Regions from separate parts of the Homo sapiens genome. Here region 2 is linked to region 1. Evidence: chromatin loops called from intact Hi-C (ENCODE). Cell type or tissue: endothelial cell of umbilical vein. All regions are shown on one strand. Each heading gives the region's core, and the rest is flanking DNA. Links, peaks and the distances in the headings are about the cores only.

Region 1 (9,669 bases), core at 602-8,601:
GTCAAACCCATCACAAATTGAGAATATCGTAAGTTGAAAATGCACTCTTATATTTTCAACCCAGTAATGGGTTTATCAAGATGTAATCCCATCATAAGTTGAGAAGCATCTGTATAGTATTTCATTGTATGAACAAATAATTTGTTTATCCATTCTCCAGCTGATGGACATTCAGGTTGCATATAATTGTTGTTGCAATTACACACAATAATTACTATAAGTGTTCTTTCTTGTAAGCTCTCCTTGTACCCTGGTACAAGAGTTTTTCTAGGGTATAGGTCTAAATGTGGAATGGATGGATCATATGATATGCACAGCTTCAGTTTTACTCAGTCGTGTCAGTTTGTTTTCCAAGATGGTTGCACTCATTTATACAACTACCAGTAGTGATGGAATTCCATTGCTCTTGATTCTAGTAATGTTAAACTAAAAATTTCATGCAAAGCTGATGGATATGAAATGGTATCTATTTATGGTTTTAATTTGCTTTTCCCTATTAATGAGGCTCAGCATTTTTTTCCCTCACATTTGGCCATTTGGGTTTCTTCTTCTGAGCAATTTTTGTTTATATATTTTGCAAATTTTTCTATTACAAATTTTTTTCTTATTCTTTTGAAAGAATTATTCATAGATCCTGGATACTACTTTTTGTCAGTTATATATGTTACCAACATTTTTTCCTGTTTGATGCTTGTCCTTTTTACTTTTTTGTTGTCTTTGTTGAGTAGAATTTTAAAGTTAATGCAATTAAATATATCAGTCTTTTCCTTTAGGGGTTGCTTACTATGGCAGAGACTACTGGTGTCCAGTCAAATTCACCCCTTCTTTCTTTTATAGTAGAGTGAAGCGGACTGTGCCTGTGGAGTACATCTGGAAGTAATGCGTGCAAAGTCTACCTCACTTGTATCAAAGGAAATCTGTTTCTAAATGTCCACTCTTTCTCCCTGCAGTGGCCTGAAATGGCAGCAACCAGAGAGCCTGGGAAACCTCACACTGAGGTGCTCAGAGCTGCCAGCCACCTGGATCTGCCACTACCTGCAACTGCTGGCCCGGAGGCCTTTGCTGAGCTGGGAGGGAGACGTAACTGCCTTTGTTTTTTCAGCTGATGAATTATGGGGTCTTTCAGTTATTGCAGCTTAGCCTACTGAGGTCACAAAGATATTTTCTGTTTTCTTCCAAGAATTTGAAGTTTTGCTTCTTACATTTGGGTCTTTAATCTGCCTGGAGTTGATTCTCATTATGGTCAAAAATTATACTTTTAAAAAATGGATTAACAACTGTTCCAGTACCCAATATTTTTCTTTTTTTCTCCCAGATGAATGAGGCCCATAGAGGTTAAGACACTTTATCAAGATCACACAGCTGGTTAGTGAATTATAGTTTGTATGGAGAGCTGGCATTTATAATATTCTTCCCCAAAGCCTTACAAAGCAGGAATTATCATTAGTATTTGATTTTACATAGAAGAAAACCAGTGCCATACTGACAAGGTAAGCAAGTCATCTCCATGCCCTGGCTCCTCCTGTTGTGCCCTTTTATTGTGTGACCATGCCATGGAGAGATAATTAAACTTAATCAAATCTAGTAAGTATTAAGCACCTCCCATATGCAAAGCTCTGTGATAAGTGCTGCAGGCACCCCAAGGTGAGTAAGGCACAGGGACACAGCCACTGATCCAGGGACTTTACAATCTGGTCAGAAGTAAGGCAGAGTCACTTAGGAGTTTGAGAGAGAAAAAGGAGCTGTGGGGTTTGGGATGTGTGTGTGAGGACACGTTCTGCTCAGGGGATGAGGAAAGTCCTTGTGATATTTGAGAGCCCATCAGGCAGTCTGGGGGAAGAGTTTCCTAGGGGCAAGGAACTGTTTGAACAAAAGCACACAGGCTGGGTTGGGCACAGTACTCCTGGCACTGTAATTACGCGTGTAATCCCAGTACTTTGGGAGGCCGAGGCGGGCGGATCACCTGCGGTCAGGAGTTCAAGACCAGCCTGGCCAACATGGTGAAACCCCGTCTCTACTAAAATACAAAAATTAGCTGGGTGTGGTGGCATCCGCCTGTAGTCCCAGCTACTTGGGAGGCTGAGGCAGGAGAATCACTTGAGCCCGGGAGGTGGAGGTTGCAGTGAACCAAGATCGCACCACTGCACTCCAGCCTGGGTGGCAAAACAAGACTCCATCTCAAAAAAAAGAAAAAAGAAAAAAAGAAAGGCACACAGGCTGGAAAGCCCAAGGCATGCTTAGGGTACAGGCAGGAGTTGAGTTTGATTGGAGTGAGGTTGGGTGAGGGGCTGTGGGAGGTGAAGCTGGACTGGACCCAGTTGCATCTACCATCCAGCTGTTTCTATGAAAGAGCAGTAATGGCGACCAGGCATGTGGGCACCTCAGGTTACAGGGATTGCAGGTAAAAAACTTGGGGGAGTCAGTAAAATCATTTTTGCTTTAATCACCTTTTAAAATGTTAGTACGAAGTCTATATCACTGTATTTGGGTAGGGTTTTTGAACTTTATAGAAACTTATATGAAAAGCAATTCAGGAAGTTGCAAAAGACATTATCATCTTAGGAGTCCTTTCCCAGAGCCACCATCACCTCTTGTGGAGCTGGCATTATATGTGTCCATTCACAGACCTTTAGAGACATGGCTACATCTCAAGCTTAGCATCAGTTCCTTCCAGCAGAATTTCATAGCTCTCTGAATTTCTCCACCATCTTGTGCTTATAAACTTTATAACTTGACTGGTACTCTTCAGAAAAAACCTTATTCATTGTTAGGTCCCCAAAGACTGTGTCCCCTGCCAGGCACAGAGCAGGTGCTCACACACATTTGGGGAATGAGTAGCAGATGTTGGGAGGGACTAAGGAATGAATTCCTCAATGCTGCATGTGGCGACTGCTGTGGAGCAGCTGTGCACAGGACAGGCAAGACAGGATGCCCATGTGACTGCCCTCTGCTGACATGGCAGGAGGCCAGAAAGAATTCCTGAAACTCGTTTGTTTGTTTGTTTGTTTGAGACGGAGTCTCACTTTGTTGCCCAGGCTGGAGTGCAATAGTGTGATCTTGGCTCACTGTAACCTCTGCCTCATGGGTTCAAGCGATTCTCCTGCCTCAGCCTCCTGAATAGCTGGGATTATAGGCGCTCACCACCATGCCCAGCTAATTTTTGTATTTTTAGTAGAGATGGGATTTCACCACGTTGGCCAGGCTGGTCTCGAACTCCTGACCTCAGGTGATTTGCCTGCCTTGGCCTCCCAAAGTGCTGGGATTACACCTGGAGCCACTGCGCCTGGCTGAGTTCCTGAAACTTGGCGTTAATTCAGATCCACACCCAGGTGATGTCACAGAGACTTGGCCTATACAACATAGAGGTTTATTTCTCTTTCACGTTGAAGTCCAAGGCAGTCTGCGGCTTGGCTTGCTAGAGTTGTGAGAGACCTAGGCTTCTTGTACTCTGTGGCTTCACCATCCTGGGGGGTGTCGCCTTACCCACAAACTGCTCCATCACATCCACATTCTAGGCAAAAAGAAGGGGGAGAGGAGGAAGGGAAGGACATGATCCTTGTAGTAAGAGCACATCTTGGAGGTGCACATATCCCTTCTGCTCACACCCTGTTAGCCAGAACCTAGTTGTGTGGTTACGCCTCACTGCAAAGGAAGATGGGAGATGTGTAGTTTTGTTCTGGATGGCCAGTATCAAGTAAATGATCCAAGTTATGGATTATTCCACGGAAAGGGAGAATAGATATCCGTGAACAACTTGCCATTCCTACCACAGGCTGATTTTATCTAATGTAGTTCAGATGCATGTACTCAAGTAGGCAGAGAGGCAGATAGTCTAGTCTGGTTGAATAGAAAGGATTTACTTGAACACATGTTTCAGTATTGGCTAAAAGCCACAGCCTGCAATGCACCAAAAGTAGCATTGTCTTCAAATACAAAGATCAGTAACTGTTCTTATTAGTTTGGTTTGGTCATTACGAATCTTCTAGCACCTCCCAAGAGTAAAGGGAATGGTCAGTTGCATAGGCTGGTGCATCACGACCTTAAGAGCAATAGTGACGTGAAGGAGGAGAAACAGCATTTCAGAACTGTGTAAGTGTATCATTGGACATATTGCTTTTTAAGTGATTGGTCCTCTCGTGACATTTTCTACTTAAGGGGGCACAGCACAACCAGTATTGGTAGTTGTCCACCAACTCTGGTCTCCTCTTCCTCTCGGGTACATGACTAGCTACAATTCCACATGGTGGAATTTCATGCGGCCATTAAAATTTTATGCTGTTGAAGAAAATGTATTGAAGTAGGGAAATGCTCACAATATAACAATAAGTGGAACACAGCAGAATACTCAGGGGCCTGCAGGCCTTCCATGATCTGAGTCTCCCCAGTCCCCAACTCTGACCCCATTTCCGACCACATTGCCCCTTATTCACTCCACTCCAGCCACCCTGGACTCCTGAATGTTTCTCCAACATGTCCAGTCTTTACAGCCCTGGGACTTTGCTCTTGCTCGTCCCCTCTGTCTGCAACAGTGCCCTGAGATACTGCATGGCTGCTCCTTCACTTTCTTCAGTCTCTGTTTGCATCTCACTTTATCAGCAAGATGGTCCCTAACTACTCCATATAAAGATAGTAATCTCGCCTCACCCGACCCGCTGTACCCCATGCTCCAGCCCTTTTACCCTGCCTTATTTTTCTCGATACTCTTTATCGCTGCCTGGCATATGACATACACTCATGTTTATTCATTTATCCTCTATCTTCCCATGAGGATTGCAGCTCCCTGAGGACAGGAACTTTGTTCATTTTTGTATCTGTAACACAAGGTAGGCCATCAATCAATATTGTGAGATAGATGGATAAGATATGTGACTATGATCAACAATAGTATAAGACTTTTGTACAAAAATCTCATTCAAACGAACGAGGAGGTGATATACCAAATGTTAACTGTGGTGGCTCTTGGATGGCTGGATTGTTGATGATTTTGATTTTTTCATTATACTTTTCTATAATTTTGAAACTTTTATGGTAAATATGTTACAATGAGAGAGAAATCAATATGTTGTTATTATTTTAAAATTCCATTATTTACAACAATCACTAATACCTGTGCGGTCAAATGTTCAAAATTGTAGAACAATTTTTTTTTTTTAAGAGAGAGTCTTGCACTGTCACACAGGCTGGAGTACAGTGATGTGATCAGAGCTCACTGCAGCCTCAGACTCCTGGCCTCAAGTGATCCTTCTGTCTTGGCCTCCTGAGTAGCTGGGACTATAGGTGTGCACCACTACATCCTGCTAATTTTTTATTTGTAATTTTTTACAGACAGGATCTCACTATGTTGCCCAGGCTGGTCTTGAATGCCTGGCCTCAACCAATCCTCCCAAAGTGCTGAGATTACAGGCGTGAGCCATCACACCCAGCTGCAATTCTATTTTTTTTTTTAGAAGTTCTCACTTTTTCCATTTGACAAATCTGGTGACTCTTCCACAGAGCTACATTTTATCAGCTACTGCCTCCTGGTATTTCCTTCCTCTGCCTGTTCCACTTCAACAAGCACCTCGAGGCTGCAGAATTTCTTTCTGGGCTCTACATCATTTACAAAAGAGGCTTATTACTCTCTGCATCTAGTGTGTTTGGCCCAGTGCCAGAGAGATCTGCCAAGCCTTCCTTCTCTTCCTCCTCTTCCCCAGCCCAGCCTCTTCCTGGAGTTCCTTCCTGGGACCTGCAGTGCCAAGTGCTGGGGGAGATGAGGGAGTGAGTGGCCTTTCAAGCCCCTCAGGCCTCCAAGGCAGAAGGTGAAGGTTACTTGCGGGGATTAGCTGAAAACAGAGGAGCCTGATTTGGGACAATGCATTAATTCCCTGAAGAGAGTTTATCACAGGAGCTACCTCCAAAAAGTCCCACCTGCATAGGGATCTGCAGCTAGCCCTGAGAGGAAAACATATCCCAGCAGCCATGCGAACTGAAAGAGTCTTTCCTTAAAAGGGAAGTGACTCTTGGCTCAAAACCTTAGGGCTCCCTTTATGGGTCCCCTCACATTTCTTCCTAGTGTGGAATACCCAGCCACACAAGGTGAACGAAGGGTTATCATTCAGAACAGACACTATTGTTTCACTTGCCACAGCACCTCATTTATTTAAAAATAATGATCTAAATACAAAGAGTAGCCATCCTCTTGAAAACCAGACACACATCCATAATGACCAGCGGGTGCACAGGCCTGGGCTTGAAGGAAGGAAATCATCAGAAACAACAGGATAATGCTCCTCCCTCAGGGCATGGGTAGTGGTGAGCATTTTCAAGGTGAGGTGGACGACATTCAATTATTATTTATAGACCCAGTGGGGAGGGCTTTGGGGCTGCTGGGAAGCCTGTGGCAGCCGGGAACAGCACGGGCTTTGTTTGAGCAAAGATACCTATGTCCTGGGTATTGGGATGGAGTACGCGCCCCAGGCCAGCAGCTCCAGTGCACGCCCAGGAGGAGGCTTCCTCTTGCTGGCCTCTTAAACATGGCTTGCAATAGCAATAGTTGTGCCTTCTTAGAATGTGCAGCAGTGTGCTTAGGAATCCTGGGTGTCTCTGAACCATAGCTGCCCAGAAAAGAACTTCAACATGCACCCTTTGTCCTAGGCCAATCTCTACTTCCATTTCAAAATCCACAGACCTCCGAATTGGGTCCCTCCTCTGCAGTCTGAACACAGTGGGTATGTCTTTATTTATCACCCTCCATATTGTATAAGAATGATTGGATCAGGTGTCTGTTTCCCTTACTAGAGAGCAGAGTCCTTAGAAGTAGGCACCTGATGTTAACTCATATTTGTAGATCCTGTGCCTGGCACACATAGGTGCTCAATTAATAGTTCATGAATCGATTTGTGGAGTCTGTCTTTGAAAAGCTCATTTTAAAACATTCCAAATGATGGTGATTCCTTAGAAAAGTTGCTTTCCTTTTTCTTTCCTTTTTTTTTTTGAGACAGAGTCTCACTCTGTCACCAGGCTGGAGTGCAGTGGCGTGATCTTGGCTCACTGCAAGCTCCACCTCCCAGGTTCACGCCATTCTCCTGCCTCAGCCTCCCGAGTAGCTGGGACCACAGGCGCCCACCACGGCGCCCAGCTAATTTTTTGTATTTTTAGTAGAGAGGGGGTTTCACCATGTTAGCCAGGATGGTCTCGATCTCCTGACCTCGTGATCCGCCTGCCTCAGCCTTCCAAAGTGCTGGGATTACAGGCGTGAGCCACTGCGTGCCTGGCTGTTTTCCTTTTTCTTTTGAGACAGTGTGTCACTCTGTTGCCTAAACTGGAGTGCAGTGGCGCAGTCATAGTTCATGGCAGCCTCAACTTTTCGGGCTCAAGTATCCTCCTACCATGCCTGGCTAATTTTTGTATTTTTTGTAGAGACAGGGTTTTGCCACGTTTCCCAGGCTGGTCTCAAACTCCTGAACTCAAGCGATCCACCTGCCTTGGCCTCCCAAAGTGCTGGGATTATAGGCATGAGCCACTGCCTCCAGCCTGGAAAAGTGTTTTATTTAGGGCAACATTCATGGGGCTATTTCTCAGGAACCATATCTACTTCTGAGTCTTTAAATGCTGAAGAGGGAGAGGATCTCTAGGTCATCAGGACCTCAGATGGGGTTTGTTAGTATTATTTGATACAATGATTATCACAATGGAAATTTCTTACGTCTTCAACACTTCACAATTTATTATTTATTTTTACTTATTTATTTGTTTATTTATTTTTGAGATAGAGTCTTGCTCTGTGGCCCAAGCTAGAGTGCCGTAGCCTGATCCTGGCTCACTGCAGCCTTGAACTCCTGGGCTCAAACAGATCCTCCCACCTCAGCCTCCCAAGTATCTGAGGCTATAGGTACACACCACCATGCCCTGCTAATTTTAAATTTTTTTTTTGTAGAAACAGGGTTTCTAAACATACAAAAATTAGCATGTTTCCCATGCTAATTTCAAACTCCTGGGCTCAAGTGATCTCCTGCTTTGGCCTCCCAAGTGCTGGGATTACAGGTATGAACCACCACGCCTGGCCTACTTGACAATTTCAAACCCTTTCAATTTTATTGTCACATATTATCGTGTGTACTTCTTATCTGTATGTCTGGGGAGACATATTTTTAAATCTTATAAAAATCAGATGACCTTGGCAAAATGTGGTGGCTCACAATTTTGGGAGGCCGAAGCTTGAGCCCAGGAGTTCAAGACCAGTCTGGGCACCATAGGGAGAACTCATCTCTATTTAAAAAAAGAAAAAGAAAAACGTGGGTGTGGTGGTATGCTCCTATAGTCCCAGCTGCTCAGGGAGCTGAGGCGAGATGATAGATTGAGCCCAGGACTTTGAGGCTGCAGTGAGCTATGATCGTGCCACTGTACTCTAGCCTGTGCGACAGAGTGAGACCCTGTCTCAAAAAGAAAAAAAAAATAGGCTTTGTGACTTGTCTGAAAGCCATATTTTTAGAATTAAGTACCATGTTGCATGTACTCGACACATTTATTGCATACCGACTATATGCTAGGCACTGTAGAAGGCACTGGAGATACAGAGATGGAAAATTATGATCCTTCTCATATTCAGTGCATCGATACAAAGTGATGAGGACTCTATTAAAGGTGTCATTAACAGCTCTGGGAGCAATAAGCAAGAGGGCTTGATAATGCCTGGAGAGATATGAGGGAGGTGTTAGACCAAGGTGATGGTAATGTGGATGAAGATGGGGATGGTGGTGATCTCATCAGCAATATACAGTGCTTACCAAGTGCCAGGCACTGTTCTGGGTGTTTGCACATATTAACTCACTTGATCCTCACAACCACCCTATGAGATAGGGGCTCTTAATATTTCCATTTTACAGATGAGGAAAAATGAGGCATGCAGAGAGTAGGTAAATTGCTCAAGATTGCACCAGCAAGTGGTAGACATTGTCTACTATTTCTTGAATTTCTGAAACTCAAGAGCAAAACAGCAATGATAATATTGGCAAAGAATGGGGTCATCTGCTGCCACCAAAACCCACTTTCCCTGGCCCCCTTTCTGAGGTGCAGCCCATTTATTTCTTGAGCCAATCCTTGAGTTTGGCAGGGCCCTTCCTGTCCACACGATGAACCTGGTTTGTGGCACTGGCCCCATGTATCCAAACGGTCCACCATGGACAGAGGGTCATGGTTAAGATCTGGGATTTCAAATCAGACAAACATGGGCTGGACTTCTGGTTCTGTCCATTCTCAGCTATATGATCTCTGAGCCTTAGCTTTACCATCTGTAAAATAGAGATAACAGCCATGTCTGTGCCTCTGTGGCCTTTCATGTCAGCAGCTTTTTGCCCACCCCACACCCCTCACACAAGACGAGGCCCTTGAACTAAACAGACACTGAAAGGAAGGCAGCCTGGAGGCCTGTGGAGCTCCCTGGCATGATTGGAGCCATTGTTCTGTCGCTGGGGAGGGCCTTCTGGAAGAGAGGGCAGAGGGCTGCAGCACCTTTGGTAGACATCTGCCTCAGAGATTTCTTCTGCCTTGCTGTTTGGAGACATAAGCTTTTCCTTCAGAGGGTGAAGTAAGTGGAGATGAAAGAAGCTACTTCATGGAAACAACAGTTGTGACTGGCAGGAGGGCTGGCAAGAGGCCTGGAAGTAGGCTCAGCCCAGGGTTGTGTCCCTG
Region 2 (9,669 bases), core at 969-8,968, 54 kb before region 1:
TACAACTCAGCCACCCTTTCCCTGGGCAGCTGGGCCCTGAGTTTTTTCTGGGGAAGGATAGCCAAAACACAGCTCCCAGAGCACCCAGTCTCACCCAGAACACAGGTGAGCTTCCGGGTACATCAGAGGTACATTTCCCACCCAGAAGGGATGCAAGTTCATTTTCACACAGGCCAAAAAGAAACCCAGTTTTATCTGGTGGTGATTTATTCTTTCTCTCCCTAGCCACTTCTCTTGAGCCGAGTCTCCAGCCTCTGTGGGTTTAATCTCTTACTAATCCTCCACCTCCCCTCCAGCATCTTTAGCTGACACTCTTTCCTCCTGGCAGATGATCACCACAGGCCTTTAAGGGATGGTAAAATGAGCCAGGAAATAATCAGAGGCCCCAAGGCTGCTTTAGGTGATGTTTGTTGGGTCTCACCCCCACTTCCTCGGAGCTTCAGGTTTTCCATTCAAGCTCATGGATGCCACACCCGGGGCATTCCAGCTGAGCTCTTTGTAGCTAGCTGAGCCAGAGTTTGTAGACAGCTGGAGAAAAAAATGTGCTGAAGAAGCAAGACCTCCATGCTGTCATCCTGTTGGGACTCACCCCAATAGCCTCAGCCGGCTCTAGCTTTAGTGGGTGCTGAGATGGTCTGCCCTGAGCAGTGAAAAATGTCAGGGGAGTGAGCAACAACAAAAGCCTGCATCCTTTCTCTCACTCCATCCTGGAGTTGAGAATGACTGCAGAATGAGCAACTATCCAGGATACAGGATATACTTGTCAAAGTGAGAAAGGTACCTACAGGCCATTTGGAATGACTCATGAGATTCCTACCTGATAAAGGAATGTCTCAGCCCTTCCTGGATATGTATTAGGGGATGCTTAACTCTAGAAAACCCTCCTCAAATGCCACAGATGGCAAACTCCAGGCTGTGTGTGTTTTCCAAGTAGGGAAAACCAAGGATATAGAAGGCGAGCTGCATTCTAAAATGATACTGAGACACATGTTTTCAAGTGCAGATTCTGGATTAAAATGGTATTAAATGAAATAAGCAGGAGGCTATTGGCTTGAGGCTGAGTCTGTACTTTGAGTCTTTAATTAACAAACTGCAACCTAGTTTAGTAAGTAAACAAATTGGAAGTCTAATAGGAGCATAACAGTGGAGTCTCAGCCAATCACAAGCAGCCATGCTTTAGCCAATCACAGGAAGCTGATTGATCAGACCATGTCCAAACAAGACAAATGCTGAGATGTAACCAATAAAGCTCTTTCTGTCCTTTACTTCCTGTTCTGTTTATAAATACTGCCCACACTGCAGAGTGAATTTCTCTGAATCTCTTCTAGTTAAGTGCTGCCCAATTCATGAATCATTCTTTGCTTCCAAAAACTGTTAAATTTAATTTATCAAAAGCTTTTCTTTTAAAAATGTCTGTTGGCCGGGCGCAGTGGCTCGTGCCTGTAATCTCAGCAGTTTGGGAGGCTGAGGTGGGCGGATCATGAGGTCAGGAGATCAAGACCATCCTGGCCAACATGGTGAAACCCCGTCTCTACTAAAAATACAAAAAAATTAGCCACATGTGGTGGCACACACCTGTAGTCCCAAATACTCAGGAGGCTGAGGCAGGAGAATTGCTTGAACCTGGGAGGTGGAGGCTGCAGTGAGCTGAGATCATGCCACTGCACTGCAGCCTGGTGACAGAGTGAGACTCTGTCTCAACAACAACAACAACAACAACAACAAAAAGCTGTTGACTCTGGGGAGACTGTTCTTAGAGTGTGGCCACTTGCCTGCTCTTCCTGAAACTCCATGACTGATGATTCTTTTCATGGCCCCTCCTTGGCTGGAAGCTCTGGGCCCCTGATGAGTAACCATAAGTCACATTTCCATAGCAGTTTGTGGTTCTGGAAGCACTTTCTCATATTTACTGGGCAGTGTTAAGTGCAGATAATGGAGATCACTTAAGTAGTTTAAGCAGAAAAGGACTGATATAAGGAATTAGGTACTTACAACATGGCTGGAAGGGCTGGAGGAGGCTTCAGCATGGACCTCCAGGATGATTCCCACAGCTGTGTTCCAGAACTGGCCTGCCATTACAGCATCTGCCTATGCCACAATCAGGAAGCCACTGCCAGAAATGTTGGGTCCAAGAATGCATTACCTTTGTTTTGAGTTGGAGATCAGTGCTGTTGGCTCCATAGCCATGTGACTGTAGCTCTGATCTATACTAGCAGAATGCATACTTCATCCCTGCCCCTCTCCCTTCTCAGCTATCTACATTTCAGCCCTGTTCAAGGATATTTGATTGGTAGAACCCAAACCACCTAGGAGACGTAGTTGCAAGGGAGTATGGAAACTAGGTTTTAGCTTACTAGTCTCTTCGGTACAGGAAGGTACACTAGAAAGTTGGAATAGACATACATTCTGCATCTGCCATCCCATATACCTCATTTAATATTTGCAGAAAATCTAGAGAGTGACAGGAGAGGTGTTAGCCTCATTCAGCACATGAATAAACAGGGGAGTAATGAGGCTAGAAGAGAATGGCAGGGAGACAGAAAGACCCGGACTGTTGCTTTGAGCAAATAATATTCGTGTTGGGGGTTGAAGAGTATTAGGGGTTAAACTAGATGAAGGGCTGAGCAGGAACGATATTCTAGGCAGGAGGAATGCATGCGCGTAAAGGTGCTGAGACTGGAGGGAACATGATACAATCACGGAACTGAAAGACAAAGGGGGCGTGACTGTAGAGGGGGCAAAGTGGCTGCAAAATGAGGCTAGAGAAGCACCAGAGACAGACAGGCAAGCACCAGAGAGAGACAGGCAAGCACCAGAGAGAGAAAGGCAAGCCCCATTAAGAATTTCGTCTTTTTCCTAGAGCAATGGGAAGGCATTCAAAGGTTTATAGATGGGAAAGGTGTGTGGGACTTGATCATGTTTGCACTACAGGGTCACTGGCTGTTCTGTGTCTCCTGACTCCATGCATGTACTCACCATAGTCCACAATTTGACACCAAACGGTCACTCTCCTGTATTACTAAAGTGGTTTCATTTTTGCATCATTCCCACTTCTTTACTCCAAGCAACAGGAGGAAAAAACAACAGCAAGAGGTCTACAAATCTGGGAAGGTATAAATAGGAGTTTTTGCATTTGTATAAATAAAAGCCTCTGAAGGAAACCATTAATTTCCTCTGTAGCTGCTTTGGAATGTTAGTGAGGGCATTTGGTGCGAACTGTTTGAAAATGCTTCTACATATTGTTCTGTGGGTGGAGATCAACGAGGTATGGAAATGAATCAGCAAGCAAGGCCTCTAATGGTGCTTCTGGTCCTGCAAAAATTGACTGGTTGCTGGGCTGCCTCAGCTCCCCACCGTGAGGGACAGGTACTGTTTCAGCTTGGTGGAGTGGCTTCTCTCCTCTTGCCAGTCAGCAACCCAGGGGCTTGGGAACATATGGTTGAGGCCTGTTTCAAAGAGATCAAAAATCAAAAATTTTAAAAACCTCTCAGATGTACAACTGTACTCCAAAAAGGTCGCACCTTTATAAAGGAATCTGCCCCTGAGAGTCTCAGGACTCAGCTTCCTCCTGAAGCTAGCCAACTCTGCTAGCACCTTCTTCACCACGTATGAACACAGTGTATGAACACGGTATCCGGCACAGTTTCACCTAGCTGGAGACCTAGGCTCTGAGTCCTAGCTTCCTAACCAGGCTGTGAGCGCTCTGAAGGAAGGGCTCACTCCATTTATATCTTCATATTCATTAAACACCTAGGTCAGTGGATTCATAGTCTGAGCTCAGAATATTCACTAATCCCGAGACTGTTGGCTTTCTGTGGTCATGGTTGCCATTGGGTGGGGCGTCCATGGACCCCAGGCTAAGCACTTTGCTTAGGCTAAGTTCCCAACAGTGCTGCTCAGCAGTGGACCTCTTTCTGATTCTCTCAAGCCTATACACTGAGGGGTTGTCCACACTGCCTCTGAGAGCAGTGGGCAGGCAAAGGAAGTGTGCTTTGTGAGGTCACCCGTGGGGACAGTGAGTGCAAGCAGCTGCAGTCCTCATGGGCCGCCAGCCTCCCGCTTCCTGCAGAGGCGCCCAGAGCTGGAGCTGGTCTGCGCATGCACTTGGAGGCACGGTATGAACAACCGCAGAAATGCCGGCCAACTACGCCAGTTCCCAGAGCCCAGCGTTCTCCTCTCTCCTCTTTCATTGGTTTCCCAGGAAAGCTGCTGAGGGCGGGAACCCCAGATGCACAGTTTGGCTCATAAGCGGGCTGCCTTTCACAGCCACCACTACCCACCCGGGGAGAGCACTGGATTGTGGCAAACGGGACCTCTTTGTGTGAGCAACCAAGGTGTGTTGGGTTTGGTGCTCCAAGGCAAACTTCTTTGCTCAATTGAAACAGCCCCTGGTCATCTCTGCTTCTCCATCTATAGCCACCCCGTGAGAATAAAAACTCCAGAGAGTCCTTTCTATTTACATTTAGGGAATTCTAAAAGAAAGGTACAAGAAGCCAAAGGATTATCCGTGTTTGTCCTTAGAAAAAGAGGTAACAATGCAATTTTTAAAACCCTAAAAGATTAATGAAATAAAACATTACAGATAGATACAGCAGTCAAATGCAAAGAAACAGAGAATAGTGGTTACCAGGGGCTGGGGGAGAGGGGAATGGAGAGCTATTGTTTAATGAATATGAACTTTGAGTTTGGGAAGATGAAAAATTTCTGAAGAGGGATAGTGGCGATGTTTGCACAGCAGTGTGAATGGACTTAATGTTGCTGAACTATACACTTAAAAACGGTTAAAATAGTAAATTGTATGTTGTGTATATTTTGCCATAATAAAAATTTTTCAGAAACCATTATGAACAGAGCATTGTCTCAATGAGGAGACACTAAGCTTGTTGACTTTTATCTTGGGTGCTCTCTGTGTATGTGTATTTATATTAAAAGTAACCAGTTTCCTGAAAACACAAAACCCATTCCTGGCCAACAGGCTCTTTTCCTGTGCTTTTGTGCATTCTGAAGCTGTCTTCATAATGTGTTGGTCAGGAAGTGGGTGACTCATGGGGCCTTTATGACAGACCCTTGAGTCACACACACACACACACACACATACACACAGACACACGTGAGTCACCCCTACAGGCTTCTAGGACAGGCAGCGATTTAGATGCCAGAGTGATGTGCCTGGGGCATGGCGGGAGGCAGCCTGGCGCCCATTGCCAGGCACATTCCTGGGAGCCTCTCCCATGGTTTAGTAATAAATGGAAGCTGTGGCCACAGCTCCCAACTCCAGGCCCAGCAATAGCTGTTTCTCTGACTTTTAAGGACAACCCAAATGGTGGCAGGAGGGGAGAGCAGTTGGTATTGGAAACGCCCAGTGGCCGCTGGGCTGCTGTGAGTGGCGCCTGTTTTGGCGATGTGAGTGGCGCTGGGTGTAGGCCTCTGAATCTGCCGGTGCGTGGTGGCAAGAGCAGGTCAATCACAGGGTGATCTTACGTCTTCCCGGGGGTCGTGAATCGGGTTGGGAGCCACTCAGTTATATAAACAAATGGAGGACTGATCTAGACCTTAGGAGACCTGGTTTAGACTTTGATCTGCCACTAGCTTGTTTTGTTACCATGGTAAATCACATAAACTCTCTGGCCTTGGGTTCCTTGTCTTTAAAGTGAGGGAGTTGGATTAGATCAGGATTGGCTGGCACACAGCTCCTGTGCCACCCGTCCCTCCAGTTCCTGAGGCAACAATGTTCACTGCCCTCTGAGCCCACATGGCAGCTCCTGGTCCTTCTTAGATGGCCTTCTCTTTCTATTCTGTTAATTGGAGTTAGCATCTGAAATGACACCTATTTGCTATCCTGAAAGCTGATATGCTGGTTCTCAACTTTGCCTATAAATTAGAATCACTGGAGAGCTTTTAGCAAATACAGGTGTCTGAATCCTACCCATATGGATTCTGATTTAATTATTCTGGGATGAGACCCAGGCATTGATAAATTTTAAAAGCTCTCTAGGGGATTCCAGTGTGTAGCCAGGAATGAGGGTCACTGGACGAGATGACCACTACAGGGGCCTAACAGTCAGTCACTTTGTGATCAGCTGTTGGCATGAAGATGACAGGAATGATTGGGCTGGTTGAGCCGAGCTCTGCTGGCAAGAACATTAGGGGATCAGGAGACTTGGTTCTCATTTCTAGTTTGCATTCCTAATTTGCTTGTGATTTTGGGTGAGTTATTTATTCTTTTTAGCTTTAGTTCCCACATGTATAAACTGGGAGTAATAATCTCTTGAGCTTCCTACCTCACCATATTCTTAAGAGGAAGAAAGAAATGTTAATAGATGTATAAGAGAAAAGTGCTACAGAAAGTGCTACGTAAATTATTCCATTTTTATAACCCACATACCCCAAAATACTCTTCTAAAATTTGAAATAAAAAATTTTGAATCCATCCCTTGTGGGGAATTATGAAGATTCAGTGAGGTGGCATATACAACAGTCCCTAGCCTGGTAGGTGTGCAAGCAATGCTTGTTTGAATGAACATTTTGATGGAGGTTACTGAAACACCAAATCACAGAGTTCTGTGTGCCTTCAAAGGAAGAGGAAGCTCATTTCTGTGGCTGTTTTGTTAGAACTGGTCCTTTATTTGAGTTTTCTAAAGTAAAAATTATGCATGTAATGCCTGAAATATTCTCAGTATGAAATATTCCGGCTGGGAACAGTGGCTCATGCCTGTAGTCCCAGCACTTTGGGAGGCTGAGGCAGGCAGATCTCCTGAGCTCAGGAGTTCAAGACCAGCCTGGGCAATATGGCCAAACCCTGTTTCTACAAAAAATTAGCTGGGTGTGATGGTGCACACCTGTAGTCCCAGCTACTCAGGAGGCTGAGGTGGAAAGATTGCTTGAGCTGCCTGGGAGGTGGATATTGCAGTGAGCCACGATTGCACTGCTGTACTGCAGCCTGGGCAACAGAGTGAGACCCTGTCTCCAAAAAAAAAAAAAAAAAAAAATCAAATGATAAATAAAAAGAGCAAAATTTGAAAGCCCTCTTAACCTCCTCCACCCCACCACTCCCCTCTCCAGAAGCAATCACTGATGGTGATTGAATTGTATCTGTTCAAGCTCTATATATTTACAATACACACACACACCCATATTAAATTTTTTTTAAGAAATGGGGTCATATATGTTATTCTGCAATTTGCTTAACAATATGTTTTAGGGCTCTTTCCATGATCTCTGGCAAGTTACTTAACCCTTCACATGCCTTAATCTCCTCATCTGTAAATGGGGATAATAATATAAGATCATTATAAAGATTGTATTAGTTAATATTTGTAAAGTGCTTAAAATAGTGACTACCACTGTTCCATGGTTAAGCTCACAATAACTCTTATAGAAATTTTCTTCCCCTAAATAAATGTCTATTAGATAACAATTTAAAAATAAAAATTTCTGTATTTTCATTTGTGCTGGACTTAGATCTGATTGCAAAAAATACCATCAAGTCGAAATTTGGTAAAGAGGTTGTTTTGAAAGTAGGTAGATAGGTTACTGACCTTTCATATTTCACATAATGAATGATGGACCCAAGAGCATCCCTAGAGACCTTCATTCAACTTCTGCAGCTCGGTTTCTCTGCTGGAAAGTGAGGTATGATATTATCCACTAGGCAAGAGGTGCCAGGGGGAACTGGACTCAAAGTGGTGACCAGCTCACGGTGGGCAGCTGATGACGCCACAAAGCATTGGCCTGCACGGCTGAGGAGCATTAGGTCGTGACCTTGTTTCCAACCTCTCTCCGGGTTTTCTGAGGGAAGGTACAAAAGAGGTGAAAGTGTTGGCATTTTGCCTCTAGGAAGAATTTTGATTAAGGATAAACATATTCCAAGATGCTGTGAAGTTGAAGTCACATGAATGCTAAGTGATTTCTTGGCATCAGAAATCAATCTCTTTCATGTCAGTCCTAAAAAAATAAACACTTTTACCTTCTTTGGTACCAGGAATAGCCAGAGAGGCTTCAGCTATTACAGCAAAAGCTTTTAAAATAATTACTTCTAGAATACGATAATATTAGTGATTAGCTTTGTGTGAAAATTGAAGAGATAAGTAGTTAAATACTAGGAATAATAAATCTTGGAAGTGTCATTGTGTAATAAGTTTGCCCTTTAAAAGTATCACTTTTCAATGATTTTGTTCATAGTGAATCTTTCAGAAAAAAGTCTTCACTGAATCCTTTTTCTATGATTAAGGTGAGTTCTTAAAGTGATCTTTGATTTTCATACATTAGAGTCAGATTCCTTCAAAACAAAATTTTTTTTTAAATGGTAATTGCACTCTCATTTACGTCAGTCCTAAAATAGTGCTTAAATAGTACCTTTCTATGTTCTGGCCACTGTGCATGCACAATCTTATTAACTCTGCAAATAGCCCTATGGAGTGAGTATCACTATTACCACCCCATACTAGAGACGGAGAAACTGAGGCTTAAAGAGGTTAAGAAAGCCAGATCTGCCTATTTGGGAACAAAAATTTCTAACTGGTTGTTCCATAAGCCAGATAATTATGTCAATGAGATAAATTACTGCAAGGGTCTGGATTTGCCACACGTCAGATTAACCCCCTGAATCATCAGTTATGTATAGTAAAAAGTGTGTGTAAAAAAGTGAAGGATAAATGGGGTGGGAGGAATGGAAATCTGGTAGACCTTATAAAATACAACTGTACTGGAAAAGCTGCTTCTCCAAGTGACTTGCTTTTCCCGGGGCACAGATTGGCTCAAAGAGGGTGGAGGCAGCTGGCAGCTTCTCTTGGCAGACCAACAGGGCTGGCTGTGGGGAGGCCCCTGGGAAGAGCAAATCCCTGTCTGCTGGGAATGTTGGTTTTGTAATTAAATTAAGGGTAAGGGAAACTATACTGAAAATTCTGCTTGGTGGCTCAGAATTTGAACTTCACTGCTTCTGTTTGTTGTTGCTGTAGCTAGTATAATAAAAATTCAGAATTTTTCTTTTCTCTCTTTTTTTTTGAGACTGGAGTCTCGCTCTGTCGCCCAGGCTGGAGTGCAGTGGCGCGATCTTGGCTCACTGCAAGCTCTGCCTCCCGGGTTCACGCCATTCTCCTGCCTCAGCCTCCCGAGTAGCAGGGACTACAGGCACCTGCCACCATGCCCAGCTAATTTCTTTTTGTATTTTTAGTGGAGATGGGGTTTCACCATGTTAGCCAGGATGGTCTTGATCTCCTGACCTCGTGATCCGCCCGCCTCGGCCTCCCAAAGTGTCTTTTTTCTTTTTAAGGACAGTTATGAGGTAGAAATTCAAAAAAGTCCATATAAGCTGGGCATGGTGGCTTACGCCTGTGGTCCCAGCACTTTGAGAGGCCAAGGTGGGTGGATCACTTGAGGTCAGGAGTTCGAGACCAGCCTGGCCAACATGGTGAAACCCTGTCACTACTAAAAATACAAAAACTAGCCAGGCATGGTGGTATGTGCCTGCAATCCCAGCTACTCTGGAGGCTGAGGCAAGAGAATCACTTGAACCCAGGAGGTGGAGGTTGCAGTGAGCCGAGATCACGCCACTGCACTCCAGCCTGGGCAACAGAGCGAGACTGCATCTTAGAAAAACAAACAAACAAACAAACAAAAACTAAAGAAGTCTACATTTGCTTTAACTCTCTCCCCCACCTTCCACAATTA

Evidence for each region. Hi-C counts contacts between places; a loop is a spot of excess contacts. Peaks named below come from ENCODE experiments on the same cell type or tissue, not always from the same donor. Only the 100,000 strongest peaks of a DNase experiment are listed, where the experiment ranks them.
Region 2: a loop joins it to region 1, with 9 times the contacts of the local background. A loop is called at or near these places in 3 of 110 quality-filtered maps.

The regions. Positions count from the first base shown.
Region 1 is chr2:172,302,393-172,312,061 of GRCh38, forward strand. The region is part of intron 3 of LOC107985960 (a long non-coding RNA gene); the gene reads left to right. Among named protein-coding and RNA genes, the nearest start is that of ITGA6, 120 kb to the right of the region's middle. In endothelial cell of umbilical vein, for the core only: no CTCF peak of the experiment used is centred there; DNase peaks (open chromatin) are centred at 5,549 and 6,069; H3K27ac peaks cover 1,574 bases.
Region 2 is chr2:172,248,300-172,257,968 of GRCh38, forward strand. LOC107985960 (a long non-coding RNA gene) reads left to right here and starts at 2,127. Exons shown (of 6, transcript XR_001739773.3): 1 at 2,127-4,334. RefSeq lists an enhancer at 4,592-5,791. In endothelial cell of umbilical vein, for the core only: no CTCF peak of the experiment used is centred there; DNase peaks (open chromatin) are centred at 1,852, 3,162 and 5,052; H3K27ac peaks cover 5,178 bases.